Regions from separate parts of the Homo sapiens genome. Here regions 2, 3, 4 and 5 are each linked to region 1. A link is a contact called in ENCODE Hi-C or POLR2A ChIA-PET data. All regions are on one chromosome and are shown on one strand. The core of a region is the stretch at or near the end of the contact, and the rest is flanking DNA. Distances in the headings are between cores, read along the strand shown. Region 1 holds the start of EIF4EBP2 (eukaryotic translation initiation factor 4E binding protein 2). Region 2 holds the start of PRF1 (perforin 1). Region 3 has its middle 24 kb from the start of PRF1. Region 4 overlaps NPFFR1 (neuropeptide FF receptor 1). Region 5 overlaps NPFFR1 (neuropeptide FF receptor 1).

The links. Hi-C counts contacts between places; a loop is a spot of excess contacts on that map. ChIA-PET counts read pairs that join two places held with the same protein, here RNA polymerase II (POLR2A). Pooled maps may share reads with other maps.
Region 2: a map of CD8-positive, alpha-beta T cell shows a loop between it and region 1 (7-fold over the local background). The contact joins the promoter of PRF1 here to the promoter of EIF4EBP2 in region 1. A Hi-C loop is called at or near these places in 1 of 168 maps with a recorded cell type or tissue (CD8-positive, alpha-beta T cell), 1 of 37 single-sample maps with no recorded cell type and 4 of 50 pooled maps. POLR2A ChIA-PET finds 5 or more read pairs at or near these places in 2 of 52 experiments (CD8-positive, alpha-beta memory T cell and RWPE1).
Region 3: a loop to region 1 is called in a map with no recorded cell type, with 11 times the contacts of the local background. The contact joins the enhancer-like site here to the promoter of EIF4EBP2 in region 1. A Hi-C loop is called at or near these places in 4 of 37 single-sample maps with no recorded cell type and 10 of 50 pooled maps. POLR2A ChIA-PET finds 5 or more read pairs at or near these places in 3 of 52 experiments (GM12878, Panc1 and activated naive CD4-positive, alpha-beta T cell).
Region 4: POLR2A ChIA-PET joins it to region 1 with 17 read pairs in PC-9. The contact joins the enhancer-like site here to the promoter of EIF4EBP2 in region 1. POLR2A ChIA-PET finds 5 or more read pairs at or near these places in 6 of 52 experiments (GM12878, HEK293T, MCF 10A and 3 more).
Region 5: a loop to region 1 is called in a pooled map, with 4 times the contacts of the local background. The contact joins the enhancer-like site here to the promoter of EIF4EBP2 in region 1. A Hi-C loop is called at or near these places in 6 of 50 pooled maps. POLR2A ChIA-PET finds 5 or more read pairs at or near these places in 6 of 52 experiments (A673, HEK293T, MCF 10A and 3 more).

What each region holds. Positions count from the first base shown.
Region 1 is chr10:70,402,794-70,405,561 of GRCh38, forward strand. It overlaps EIF4EBP2 (eukaryotic translation initiation factor 4E binding protein 2), which reads left to right and starts at 1,352. Exons shown (of 3, transcript NM_004096.5): 1 at 1,352-1,753. The coding sequence starts at 1,609. RefSeq lists silencers at 1,224-1,413, 1,444-1,653.
Region 2 is chr10:70,601,306-70,604,073 of GRCh38, forward strand. PRF1 (perforin 1) reads right to left here and starts at 1,436. Exons shown (of 3, transcript NM_001083116.3): 1 at 1,340-1,436.
Region 3 is chr10:70,577,081-70,579,848 of GRCh38, forward strand. No RefSeq gene overlaps it. Among named protein-coding and RNA genes, the nearest start is that of PRF1, 24 kb to the right of the region's middle. Within about 2 kb of position 1,396, at least 8 of the 41 ENCODE cell types and tissues checked have a DNase peak (open chromatin) inside an H3K27ac peak, as active enhancers do; they include GM12878, where a contact is called at or near this core.
Region 4 is chr10:70,253,036-70,255,803 of GRCh38, forward strand. It overlaps NPFFR1 (neuropeptide FF receptor 1), which reads right to left. Exons shown (of 4, transcript NM_022146.5): 4 at 1-2,768. The coding sequence ends at 1,922. Among named protein-coding and RNA genes, the nearest start is that of PPA1, 21 kb to the left of the region's middle. Within about 2 kb of position 1,341, at least 2 of the 41 ENCODE cell types and tissues checked have a DNase peak (open chromatin) inside an H3K27ac peak, as active enhancers do.
Region 5 is chr10:70,273,376-70,276,143 of GRCh38, forward strand. The region is part of intron 1 of NPFFR1 (neuropeptide FF receptor 1); the gene reads right to left. Among named protein-coding and RNA genes, the nearest start is that of NPFFR1, 9.2 kb to the right of the region's middle. Within about 2 kb of position 1,447, at least 6 of the 41 ENCODE cell types and tissues checked have a DNase peak (open chromatin) inside an H3K27ac peak, as active enhancers do.

The DNA of each region.
Region 1 (2,768 bases), core at 102-2,601:
AAGCAATAGCTGTTTTCCCCTCAACCTCTCTTACCCTTATTTCTCTCATTTGCAAAATGGGAATGATGGTAGCTATGTTGGCCTTACCCATGAGTGTCTTCCCAGTCCCACCTTGGGCATGTTGTGGGCAGAAGTAGTGCTGCCCTAGTGCAGCGGTTCTCAAAGTGTGATCTGGAGAGCCCCTCGGGGATCTGAGACAACCTTCTTTTCTAACTACATACCTGTGTGAGGCTGGGTTTTCTTCATATAGTTGAATCAACACATTACAACAGCTTGAACACAGAAACAGATATGAGAATACAGCTGTTTTCTATTAAGCCAGATATTAAAGCGTTTGCAAAAATATAAAATAATGCCACTGTTCTCACTATTTGTTTTAGATAATTAAAAAATATAATGTCAACATGTAATAGGTTATTATTTTATGAATTAATAAACATTTAAAACATTCTCAGTTTTAATTTGTTTTTTGTTGTTGTTGTTGTTGTTGTTTTTTAGAGACAGGGCCTCACTCTGTTGCCCAGGCCGGAATGCAGTGGCTATTCACAGGTACAATCCCACTAGTGATCAGCAGCGGCTCAGTTTTAATTTCTAATACAATAATTATCAATACATATAATCCACACAAACAAAAGCTCTTGGAAATCCTCAATAATTTTCAAGAATGTAGAGGTACTGAGACCCAAAGTTTGAGAACCCCTCGAGGAAAGAATAGAGTTCCAGATCTAGATTTTTCAGGTACCTCATGGTCTAAGCCCTCTCCTGTGCCTCATTTTAACTCTAATACAATAATACTCATTCTTGTTGCCATGAGTGGCTCTTGGTTTCTTCCTTTTCCTAATGTTTAGATCTTGCTTTATGTGTGTATATAGTGATGGTCTTTGGAAGGATACACAATTAACTGGTACAGCGGTTGAGGGGAGTTCGGAAACTGGGAGAAAGTGGCACCATAAACCTTTCTGCTCTGTTTGATTTTTAAAATACAGTACATCGTGCATGTAGTGCCTGAATTAATAATGAACAATTAAAAGTAAAATTACATTTTTAATGCATAGGAATGCATGAGAAACTCAAGTCTGCTCAAGTAAAGTGGTGTTAACCGACAATGACAAACAATAAGAAGAAAGTTTTCCTTGTCCGCCTTCACCAGGCTCACAAACACTTAGCTCGCGCTCCCTCTGGCTCTTCTCCCGCTCGCTGGGGTTAAGCCACTCTCTTCCTCAGCCCTGCCCCTCGTCCCCGCCCCCTTCAACAACTTCAGCCACGCCCCTCACTGCCTCGCCCCGCCCCGCGGCGACGTCACCTCCGGCCGACCAGCTTCCCCAACTCCCTCTGGCTCCCGCCTTCGCCCGCTTCCGGTCGTCGTCGTCGCCGCTGCTGCCGCTGCTGTTGCTCCTGAGGCTGCTGGCTGAGGCCGGAGGATCGAGCGGCGGCGGCGGCGGCGGCTGAGAGGGCGGCGGCGGGAGCGGAGCGGGACGAGGGAACGGGAGGAAGCGAGCGAGGAGCGCGCAGAGCGCGCTTTTCCGTCCGCCTGAGGAGCCGAAGCAGCCCCGGCCCCGCCGCCGCCGCCTGCCCGCCGGACAAAGCCGAGAGCCCGCGCCCACAGCCATGTCCTCGTCAGCCGGCAGCGGCCACCAGCCCAGCCAGAGCCGCGCCATCCCCACCCGCACCGTGGCCATCAGCGACGCCGCGCAGCTACCTCATGACTATTGCACCACGCCCGGGGGGACGCTCTTCTCCACCACACCGGGAGGTGAGCGCCGGCCAGCCGTCCGCCGCGCCCGGTGTCCCGCCGCGGTCCTCTAACTCCTCGGCGCCTCGGTGCCCGGCCGCTTCGCCCCCGCCCCCAGCTCCACCGAAGCCCCGGGGACGCTGCCCTTGGGCCCGCCCGAGCGTTCGGGACCCTTTACTTCGTGTTCGCTCTTGCCCGCAGCTCGAGTCGGCGCGCGCCCCACTCGGGAATGTGGCTGTCCTGTCGCGAAAAAGAGCTCTTGTTTCCGCTTCGTGGCAGGCTTACGCATTCGACCCAGTTCTCTCTCTCCTCTCTGCCTCCTTCCCGGGCGGATTTGGCTCCACTTGGCCTTGCATTACAGTCTGCATTGCCTGTCGTAGATTGTGCAAATTAATGCTTGATTTTGGAGCTGGCTCCGGGGCTTTTTAAAAAAGAACTTTGGGAGAGGAATTCGGCCCTGGCATCCTGCGATGGCTTGTTTTTGCTGCTTTTAGAACACCGGGAGGAGGCTGGAATGCGGAGTCTGGAAGCCTCGCCCAGCGTTATCCCGCTTTGACAGCATTGTTTACTTTGCTGGACGAGGCCCCACGGGTGAGGGGAGTCCCCAGGCCGGGAGGAGAGCGTGATAAAATAAAGCTCAAGTAATAGCCAAGGGAAAGTAGGTGGGGGTGGTAGGGTGCTGACAGCCTTAAGGTAGGGTGTCTTTCGGCAGCGACGCCTTTGGAAATGGATTGAAGGACCTTTGTCAAGGACACCCCAGTTGGGTGGGGTGGTTGCTTGATCCTGTGGAAGGGGCTAGAGAGAGGCAATCCAGAGAGAGGGTGGTTCCCTGGCATTGCTTTTCAAAGCATGACCAGGAACTGTTTACAAATAAGTAATACTGGGGTAGAGGTGAAGCTTGGTCACGGGAAGAGAGCTCAAAGGTTGTCTGTGCCCTAACTGGGCTGTCCTCCAGAGGGAGGAGCCTGGAAAGCGATTTTGAGGAGCCTTATTGAAGGGAACGGGGCCTCCTTTTTAACTTCAGAACTTTGTCTTC
Region 2 (2,768 bases), core at 186-2,685, 200 kb after region 1:
CTGAAGAAGTGTCATTTTTGGCCCCAGAACAAGCCACCCTTTGCCCACCCTGACTCTCACTCTGTTTCTTTGTCTCTGTCACTCTCTCTAACCTCTCTCCCTCCCACTGAGCCCTTAACAGAATTGGAAGAGAAATGAGGTCCTATATTGCACCTATTCTTCTCATTTTCCCTTTGGGGCTCTCCCTCTGAGCTTTATGGAATAACATCAGCCCGAATTCTAGAATAAAATCTGCCGACCTGGCCAGGTGTGGTGGCTCACACCTGTAAACCGAACACTGTGGGAGGCAGAGGCAGGTGGATCACTGGAGGTCAGAAGTTCGAGACCAGCCTGGCCAACGTGGTGAAACCCCCTCTTTACTAAAAATACAAAAATTAGCTGGGCATGGTGGCGGGTGCCTGTAATCCCAGCTACTTGGGAGGCTGAGACAGGAGAATCGCTTGAACCCAGGAGGCGGAGGTTGCAGTGAGCCAAGATCGTACCACTGCACTCCCGCCTGGGTGATAGAGTAAGACTCTGCCTCAAAAAAAAAAAAAAAAAGGGGCAGACCTGACCACACCCTTGGATTTTGTGTGGGGAGAGGCCTCGATGGTTGCTCTTCAGATCCTTTCTTGCTGCCCCTCCCCTCTTTGCCACTCCCTGCCAAGCTCTGTGGCCTTCGGCAGTGACAGGGGCCCCCCTATTGCCTACTATGGACAATGATTGTCTGGAAGGTTCTTCCTAATTTTAAGGTGTTTCTGGGGCCTTGCCTGGGCCTGTTTATGATCTGGAACCTCCTTTCTCTAACCTTACCCAAGCCTAACCTTATCCAAGCTGAGCTCTTCAAAGGCCTTTGCCCTTGGGTACCACAGGTTCTGAGACAAGAGGGCTATGGAGAGCCCCCATTATAGCTGGAGCCTCCTGCCCTGCCCAAAGGTGTGACTTGAAGGGTGGAATTTCAGGCAGCGTGGCTCGCCCCAGGGAGGCAAAGAGGCCAGGGGAATCTTCAAAGGCCCTGGGCTCATCCCAGCTAGGAGGCGGGCACAGTCATAACCCTAATCCAGTGAACTCAGCCCTCATCCTGACTCTCATGGTATTCTGTCCCAGGGAGCCTCTTTCCAGCTTTCTTAGAAGCTTTAATGTCAGCACTTGCAGGGCCTTAGAAACTGCACGCTACCTCTTCATTTCATACATGAGGAAACTGAGGCCCAGGGTGGACACAGGGCTGCCCAGCGAGTTAGTGATGGGCACCGTCTGTGACCCAGGTGTCTTGTCTTATAGGTCACAGCACTTCCTGCTCCATCAGCCTCTTCCCCTCCACCCAGGGCCCCAGGCCCCCCAATCCCTGCTCTCTCCTTACCTGGAATCCCGTATAGAGAAGCGGCTACACAGATGGATATCCTCTCTTCACCGAGGCTCCTGGAATGGTGGCATCAGCCCCCCAGGCAGCCCACTGTGGCTCCTTGCACCAGCCACCACTCACATCACTTCTACTTCCTGCCCCGCCCCCAGCTGTGGTCACAGGTCCTTTGTGCTCTCCCCTCCCACAAGCACCCACCCTGTCCTCAGCCCTCATCCGGCTCCCCACTGACAGCCCTCAGGAAGCGAGCAGCAGGGCCAGAGGCTCATCTGCCGAGTAGAGCTGCTGGGGCTCGGGGACTCAGGGCACACAGGCGGAGGAGGGCGGGGCGCTGAGGACTTTGAGACTCGGCCCTGGTGTTGATGAACAGGCCAGCAGGGCCATCTCCTTGCTTCTGATGCACAGCATCGCATGTGTGGGATGTAAGAGGCAAGCAGAGGCGGCGGCTCAGAGCATGGGCCTACACGCCAGACCGCCGGGGCTTGGGCAGCTCGGTTATGCACCAGCAGTGTGGACTGGTAGGGTTCTTCAGCCTCACTGTGCCTCAGTTTCTTCACTGAACAATTGGGATTGTAGGTCATGTAGACCCTAGGGGTTGTTGTGAAGTGCTTGGAACTGTGCCTGGCCCTTCTTGAGTGTCAGAGCCTGTGGCCATTCCCTCCTCCCTGAGTGGGAGAAGAGAGATGTTGCTCTAATCTTGCCATCCACTTCCTGCTCAACCTACATCCCACCCTAGCCCAGGCTCCGAACTCCAAGCATGTTCCTCGAACAGGGGCTCCTGCTCCTCGCTTTGTGAGGACAGCCAGTGGCCTCCACGCTGGCTCCAGCCCTGCTGAGGTCGTGGGTGCTGGTGAGAGTGGTCTGGTAGCACCGGAGGACATGTCTTCTGCACTCTGCCTTGCTTGAGGTCAGGGTGGGGTGAGGTTTCCATGGGTGGAGTGACTCACAGGGCACTGGGGGGCAAAATCACACGGCTTCTGGGGTGGGGGCAGCTGGGTAAGGGAGGAGGTGGTTCTCACAACTTGTTCTCATAACTGTGTATATGATGGGAAGAAGTGGCCGCAGGCTCCAGACCACATGTGACATCATGTCTCATGGGTCACACTTTGGGGCTCATCCCTTGCGTTTATGTCCCTGCTTCCGTCCCTGCTCTTACAGGAACAGGGGCTTATGCTGTCTTCTCGGAATCTGGCCCCATCTTCTCTCCGCAGTGTCCCCACCCTCTTCTAGAAACTGCAGCCTCCTGATCACTTTCCAGCTGTCACCCATGGCCTGACTTGGATGCTGAGGCTGTGAGGAGTTTCTTTCCTGACCATGACAGGAAGGCCGGTTTGAGGGACATAGAAGTCCTGCAAAGTATCTGCGGGAAAAGAGAGGCAAAGTCTAAACAGGTTCTGATCCCAGCTTCACCAGAAACTTACCGTATGCC
Region 3 (2,768 bases), core at 146-2,645, 170 kb after region 1:
ATTTTTTTCATGTGTTTTGGCCATTTTTTTTTCTGTTATGAATTGTTTATGTCCTTTGCTGACTTTTTTGTTTGGGCGTTTGTCTTCCTTCCTTTCCTTCTTTCTTTCTTTCTCTCTCTTTCTCTCCTTCCTTCCTCTCTCTTTCTTTCTTTCATTCATTCTTTCTTTCTTTTTGTTCTTCTTTCTTCCTTTTCTTTCTTTCTTTTCTTTCCTTCCTTCCTTCTTTCATTGTTTCCTTCCTTCTTTCCTCCTCTTTTTCTTTCTTTCATTCTTTCTCTTCCTTTTTTCTTTTTGTTCTTTCTTCTTTCTTCCTTTTCTTTCTTTCTTTCCTTCCTTCTTTCTTTCTTTTCTTTCTTTCATTCTTTCCTTCCTTCCTTCCTCTTTCTTTCTCTTTCTCTTTCTCCTTCTCTTTCCCTCACTCCCTCCCTTCCTCGCTTCCTTCCTCGCTTCCTTCCTCTCTCCCTCCCTCTCTCTCTTTCTCTCTTTCTTTCTTTCTTTCTTTCTTTCTTTCTTTCTTTCTTTCTTTCTTTCTCTCTCTCTCTTTTTCTTTCTTTCTCTCTCTCTCTTTTTCTTTCTTTCTGCCTTTCTCCTTTTCTTCTCCCTTTCTCCCTTTCTCTTTCTTTTCTTTTCTTTTTCTTTTTTAAATTCTATGCTGCTTCTGGGTCAGGGTCTTACTTTATCACCCAGGCTAGAGTGCAGTGGTGCAATCATAACTCACTGCACCCTCGACCTCCTAGGCTCAAGTGATTCTCCCACCTCAGCCTCCAGAGCTGGAACTATAGGCATATGCCACCACACTCGGCTAATTTTTGAATTTTCTTTTTTTTGTAGAGATGGGGTCTCACTATGTTGGCCAGGCTTGTCTTGAACTTCTGGGCTCAAGTGATTCTCCCACCTCAGTCTCCCAAAGTGTTGGGATTACAGGGTGAGCCACCACACTTGACCCCTTTCCTATTGATTTGTTAAGATGATAACTTTATCATATATGTTGCATTTATTTTTTAGCTTTAAAATACCATTAGATATACATGCTGTCTTAGAGCCTGTCCTCTCCATTCCTGTGTGTCTCAGTCTATGCTGGAGCTGACCTAGCTTCAGATCAATAACCTTTGCTTATTTTATGATGTCCTTTATTAGATTACTTACTTTGTCAAGCATTATATCTGGTTTCTTTTACAGTCATCATCTCGTTCAACCCTCCAACAATACCACAAGGTGTTATTTTACAGCTAGAGATACCCGTGTCTGATGCCAAATCCTTGCTTGTTTCAGGGCTGGATATGGTAATCCTCTCTGCCATTTTCGATGACAGGTTGAGAGGAGAGAAAGGTAGATCCTGGAAGAGTGCCCAGGCTGGGGTGACTCGGGGAGGAGACTAAGGGGAAAGCATGATGACTTTGAAAGCCCTCCGTCAAATTCTTGTGGTTCTCTGACTTGATGTTATTTAAACCCCTGTGTACTTTCAAGAGGTTCCCCTCTACAGCCACAAGAATGGGAAATGGCTTGTGTTCTCTGAGTCACACTGGTAGATTATCTATGGGCCTTCTGAGTTTCACTTTGCACCCCCTCTTGGCTATTCTTTCCTTTTCCCACATCCGCCCACCTCACCATCAACAAACCTGCACAGTGTCTTTGCCCTTCAAAAGTAATTGTTATTCTTTCTTTGAACTAAATGACGGCATCTAAGCTGAATTAAACACTCATAGCCTTTCACAGTTTATGAAAGTATCCATTTCCCCATTCCTGCCTTAACATTTGAGGTCGCCAATCCTTTTAATTTTTGCCAATCTGATAAGAAAGAAAGTCTTTTATTTTTACCTTAACTCGACTTTTCCAGATTAGTAATGAGGTTGGAACATCCTTTCATATGTTTACTGGCCATTTGAATTTATTCTGTTATGTATATGCCCATTTTTCTGCTAGATTGTCTTTTTTTAATTAACAGGCATAAAATTTTAATATAATTTGTTTTGTGGGTAGGTAGATAGATATACAGTCAGTTCTTTCTCCCAGTTTGTCTCAGGTCTTGTAACGTTTTTAGTGTATTTTTTCATAGAGAAGTTGTTCAATTTATACATGGTGTGTTTTTTGACTTGTGTAAGCAAGCCTTCCCTACCCAAGGTTCTAGATCTCTTTCCTATGTTTTCTTTGAATATTTCTACAGTGTTGTCTTTTATGTTTAATGCTTTAATTCATCTGGAATAAACTTTTGTGAATGACATGAGATAGTGTATTTTTTTTTTCCAAAATGGATATCCAGTTGGCCCACATTTATTATTATTTGTTATTATTATTTTAGAGATGGGATCTTGCTATGTTGCTCAGGCTGGTGTTGACCTCTTGGCCTCAAGCAGTCCTCCTGCCTCAGCCTCCCAAGTAGCTGGGACCACAGGCATGTGCCACTGCACCAGGCTGGCCTACATTATTTATGGAATAGCCACATTTCCCCCTTACTGGAACTATGGTTTTCATCATATGTGAAGTAAGCACTTATACCTGAGTCCATAGAGTAGACACGGGGTTGTTGTTGCTCCTGGCCTCCATTCATCCTTCTGGTAACCATGTCTGATTTTCCCCATCCCCAGCAGGAACAAGAACCAAGGCTTGAGCCAATTTGTGCATCTCATTGTCCTGGCACTGCCATTGGCCCAGGGCTGGCCATGTGACTCAGCCGGCCAATTACACCCAATCAGAGCTTATCCCTGGCATTTTTCTGAGTGACTGGAAGAGTGTTAACTATTCTTGTGGAACTTAAAAGGGAGAGGCCA
Region 4 (2,768 bases), core at 91-2,590, 150 kb before region 1:
GCTGGGAACTCTCTGGCCCATATGACACATGACACTGATACAGTACCAGAAATGCATGGCACCAGCTAATACCACTGAGGGGCAGGAGGGCATACTCTCTCTCAGACCCTCATCCATCACCCCCAGAACCAGGACAAGGTCATGATGGCTCTTGGCAGCCTGCTCAGCACCAGGGCAAGAACAACTCAGGCTGGACATTACGAGAGTAAACACAATAGATTTCTTTCCCAGACCAAGAGCTTGGGCACCAGGAGTGGGCATTCTGGTTCACTGTTAGGCAAAAAAGCCTTTGGGGAAATTACCAGCTCTCCCGTCATCCCCACCTTCCTTGAAAGGCAGCATGTGGGGTGGGAAGAACAATCAGAAGACAAATTTTAATCTAAATCCTGCCCCTCTGTGGCCCTGGAAACTTGGCCCCTTTGAGCTTCAGTCACTTTGTGAAATGACAATAACATTCAATCTCCTTCAACCTCATTACTATGGATTAAATGAGACGGTGTCTGGGGACATGCTTGGAGAATGTATTGTACAACTGCTTAGGAATTTTCTTCTGCCCCTAAACCTGGAACTTAGAGTGGAGCAAACAGTAAACAGTCACTGTGTGTCGGTTAAGGGAACAGAGCCTCAGAGCCCCGACCCCTGGAAACGTTTCTTTTTTGTTTACTAAATTTCTAGCAACACCGTGTTTTCTACAGAGGTGGGGGGAAATGTCCATTTAAGTGCAAGATGAAGGGGCCTGTGAAAGGACCCTCCAAGGCAATCCCATGTGCTCCCGTCTCCTGGAAAGAAGCCACATTTCTTCAAGTTGATGCAGGGGTGTTGGGGGAAAGCCAGAGTAAACAGGGCTCTCCTGGTACCTCCTTAGAGTACACAAGTCATTTGTGCTGGGGAAGAGTTTAGTGTGTGTCCTTCAGGAGTCTCCAAATGGCACTCCGGCTGCAGCTTCAGTTGACCAACTTCTCCCTCCCAGGAAGCAGGGAGGAGAGAGACCTTGGGCAAGGCTTTGTACCTGCAGCCCCAGTGAGCAGATGTGTTTCCCAATGTGGAAAATGCATACCGTGCTTCCCCTTCCTCGTTGTCTATGAGTACGTAAAAGGACACCTCCTGTGGCCCTGCAGCATTACAATGTCTGTGGCATTGTAAGTTCTTGCCTTGGTCTGGGAGTCCCTCCTCTGTTCTCTAAGCTCAGACCCAGAGGGCAAGACCTAGAGTGCCCTGCAACTGAGGCAGCCTCCCCAAGGCTCGTTCTGAAGCTGCCGTCCTCTGAGGACAATGGCTTCTTGGAACTTCTTGGAACAAACAAGACAAACCAACACATTAGAGCCGGCAGCGGGGGCACACCGTGTTCTTCTAGAAAAGGATCAAGGGGAGTGGCTTCAGTAACGGAACATGAGGGACTCCCTCACATGGACACAAAGCATCAAGGGACAGGCCGGCTTTGCTTTTCGCTTCTTCCTAGCTGCCTAATTAGGACTTACTCAGTTCACAGTGTTCTACCTTACCGGGCCCTCTTGGAGCCAGCTGGAGATGATAAAAACCACACAGGTATTGGAGTCAGATAGCTTCACATGCCATTTCCACCTGAGAAACTTGGGTGAGTCACATCTCTCCAGGCCTCAGTTTTTGCATCTGTAGAAGGAAGAGAAGACAACCTATCTCCAAAGCGTTGTGACAATTCAGTGAGATGATGTTTGTCAAGCCCACCACACAGGGCAAGTTGGTTCCTTCCCGTCCCCCGCATTTGCCTCTACTGAGGGTGAAGGCAGCAGAGAAGACATCACCAGCAGCTGCCCACCACTGCCTGGCTCTGGAGAGGGAGGGACCACGCATCCTCACCTAACCACACCAGGCCGCTATCGCCTGCATGTATCTCGTGTCCAATCGGGGCCCTGAGGCAGCGTCCCGCCCTCCCTGGACCCCCTCAGATATCCCAGGCTGGAATGGTGAGGGGCAGGTGGGAGCAGCCAGGCCCTTCCCTGGGCAAGCCGTGGTGAGCCACCCGCCCATTCCGCAGCGGGAGGCGGCCGGGCCTGGGGGCCCCACTGCTAGGGCCCGACTCAGAGGGCAGCCCGGAGTCGCTGGGCCGCACCACCACGAAGACCCGCCTGTGCAGAAGCCCGCCGGGCCGCTCGGAGTAGGCCTCCTTGTGGCTCCCCGACGGGCGCGGGCAGAGGCGGGCGCGGAAGGCGGCCTGGAAGCCGCGGCGGAAGTTCTCGTTGAAGTAGCCGTAGATGATGGGGTTGGCGCTGCTGTTGAAGAAGGCCAGCCAGTGCGCGAAGGGGAAGGCGTAGACGGTGACCAGGTGCAGCTGCGGCGCGCTGAGCTGCCCGTAGTCGATGAGCAGCAGCAGCGCCCAGAGCGGCAGCCAGGACAGCGTGAAGAACAGCGCCACCATGACCAGCATGTGCACCACGCGCGCTCTGCGCCGCGATGCTCGCGGGTCCGCAGCCTCCTCGCCCCCGGGGGCCGGGCCCGGGGCCTGGCAGAGCTTGCGCGCGATGCGGGCGTACATGACCACGATGAGCGCCAGCGGCGCCAGGTAGATGTGCGAGAAGAGCACAGTGGTGTAGACCCTGCGCATGCCCTTCTCGGGCCAGGCCTCCCAGCAGGAGTAGAGCGGGTAGGAGCGGTTGCGGGCGTCCACCATGAAGTGGTGCTCCTCACGGGTGACGGTCAGCGTGACGGCCGAGGGACACATGATGAGCAGCGCCAGGGCCCAGATGACGGCGATGGTGACGAGCGCCTTCCGCAGGGTCAGCTTCTCGCGG
Region 5 (2,768 bases), core at 197-2,696, 130 kb before region 1:
TAAGACTCTGATGCATTTTGGTTCCTTCACAGATGCTTTCCTAGGGCTTCCTTTTGTTATGCCAATCAATGGTTCCTGTCTGGAGGAATTTATGGTCTCCAAAAGCATTGGATCCGCTCCCAAAAAGAGCCCTGGATTTTGGCACACACTTTCAAGGCAGTGTTGGGCATCAGGTTTTGGGCTCACCCTGCATCCATGAGCCCTTCTTTCTCGAGTACTGATTTTTCCCCTGGGGAGTCAGCCTCCTCCTCACATGGAGCTTTTGAGGGACCGTCCATCAGGTGTCTGCACCAACCGCTGGCCAGAGGATGCCAATCAGACCTCTTCTGCTTTGGATTTGCCTCTGAGTCTTCATAACACAGCTTTTCCTTCCATTGGATGACCTCCCCACACCCTTCCAATGGATTCCCAGTGTTGGTTAGGTTGGCCAGCACTCGTTTCTGTTGCTTATAACCCTAGTGTCTTGGTGAATACAAGGGGATTCAAGTTAGTCATCCATGGACCTCCTGGGAGTCTGCAGAGTCCAGGTTCAGAATCCCAGGGTCAGAGAAAGTGTTAGAGATGGGCAGGGGTAGCACCATAGACCCCCAAGTTTCCTGTTCCCTAGATTAGATGTTTGTGCCCACCTCCCTCCCCAACACCATCCCACACGCTGTCTCTTAACAGGCCATGTAATCTTCCACGGAGACTGTGCTAATGCAGAGAGGAAAGGACACTGACCTGGGAATCAGAAAGCGTGGCCTTGAGAGCTGGCCCCATGGTGGTCACTGACTGCATATAACAGAGGTTGGGGGCTGGGCACAGTGGCTCATACCTATAATCCCAGCACTTTGGGAGATGGAAGGAGGCAGATCACAAGGTCAGGAGTTCGAGACCAGCCCGGCCAACATGGTGAAACCCTGTCTCTACTAAAAATACAAAAAATTAGCCGGGCGTGGTGGCACATGCCTGTAATCCCAGCCACTTGGGAGGCTGAGGCAGGAGAATTGCTTGAACCCGGGAGGTGGAGGTTGCAATGAGCTGAGATCGCACCACAGCACTCCAGCCTGGGCAACAGAGCGAGACTCCATCTTGAAAATAAAAAAGAGAGAGAGAGAGAGGTTGGGGGCTGGGAAACTTGGTTTGGAGGAGAAGCTTGGGAACTTGTCTTAGAGCTGCTTTAGTACAATTTTTAAAGGGAGGTATAGTTAGTTTGGGGTGGCTGGGAGACTGATGATAGTAGACCCTAAGCCCCCATGCCACCTCTTGGTATTCCAAAGAGAACTGGGGAGATCTACTTCATCCCTGTGTTCTCCTTGGCTTTCGAATGTGGATGACCTGGGCTTCCTGCCTCTCCCAACCTCATGGAGTTGTTAATACATTCAGAGAGACAGCAGAGTAAATTACAAAGGGCCTTGCAGAACTTCAGACTGCTTATTGACTGCATTAGCTATCTGCCAGGCAGCTGTGGGGAACCAGTAGGTCGCAGTGTGGTTTCAGTTCATTTGGGTTTGTTCCCAGGGAAGCAAGCCTTGGCAAAAGCTTTCTTAGTACTGCTTAGGAAAGTAAAAAGTGGATGTGGCAGAGGATCTAGGAGGAAGGAGGCCTCTTGAGAACTATAACCTCCTACTGTTCCTCTTGCAGGCTGAACCAAAGCCCCTCCATCCCAGGCACCCACCACAGCAACATGGATTCTGCAAGCCTGACCTCTTTTTGGTGAATGAGAGCAGGTTGCCCTTCCAAGAATCATTTGGATTGGCAAAGGCCAAAGAATTTGAGGGCTGAGTTGCTAATACAGCCATCAGGAGCCCCCAAGCGAGCCCCTCTTTATACTTCTCTTCTACTCTGAGGCCTTTTTATTTCTCCTTACTTCCTGCAGGAGGTCTCCGGTTTTACCCATCAAAAATTGTATTCAGAAAAGGTTCTGATACAAATCATTTACCTCATAGTGAAAACTGAACTGCCTTTATCACATACTGAGCCTGTACTCTCAGTCTATTTAAAAGAATTCCAGGCCTTAGAGAGTGGATGTGGAAGAGGCTTAAGGTGGGAGAGGAGGGGAAAGTAAAGGGGAGGCAGGGATTTCCCTCTCTCTTTCTCTTGGAAAGGCTAAACATATGCCCTGGAGCACCTTTCCGGGTTCAATGGCTGGCTGCTTCCTCAAGGTCTGCAGGTTCAGTTTACCTGCAGTGCTGGCCACATTTCACGTCCTGCTTCAGCTAAGTGTAGAGATTTTTTTTTTCTTTTAGTTAAACTAGAAATGTCTTAGGGGTAGAAAGCATGCCTTGTTCAGCTTGAAATGCTCCTCATTATCTGGCACAGGGCCTAGAACATAAATATGATTAATGTATGTTGATAAGTTAGGTACTAAAGGCTATGAATTCTCCTAGACACACTGCTTTAGCTGTATCCCATAGGTGCTATTAGATAGTATTTCCATTATTTTTGAAATTTGTTTTGTACAACATCAAGCTATCTCTGACAAGGAAAGGAGAATTATCTTCATTTCACAGGAAAATCAAAACTCAAAGACAAAAAGAGACTTGCTCTAAGAATACAGCATGCAGTAGTGGTAGACCTCCAGATTTTGCTGGGCTCTGGGATTCAGGGTGCATCAAATAAGCCAGGACGCCTGTTCTGAGTTTGAGCTCCTGCTTAGGCTCTGCCATCTCCATCCATTTTCTCATCCTCTTTGGGTATCATCAGGTCACATATAAAGACCTCTAGGGTCCATTAGCAGCAATTAGGGATCCTTGATTTGGAAGGAACTTTGCCTTCCTGAGGCTTCT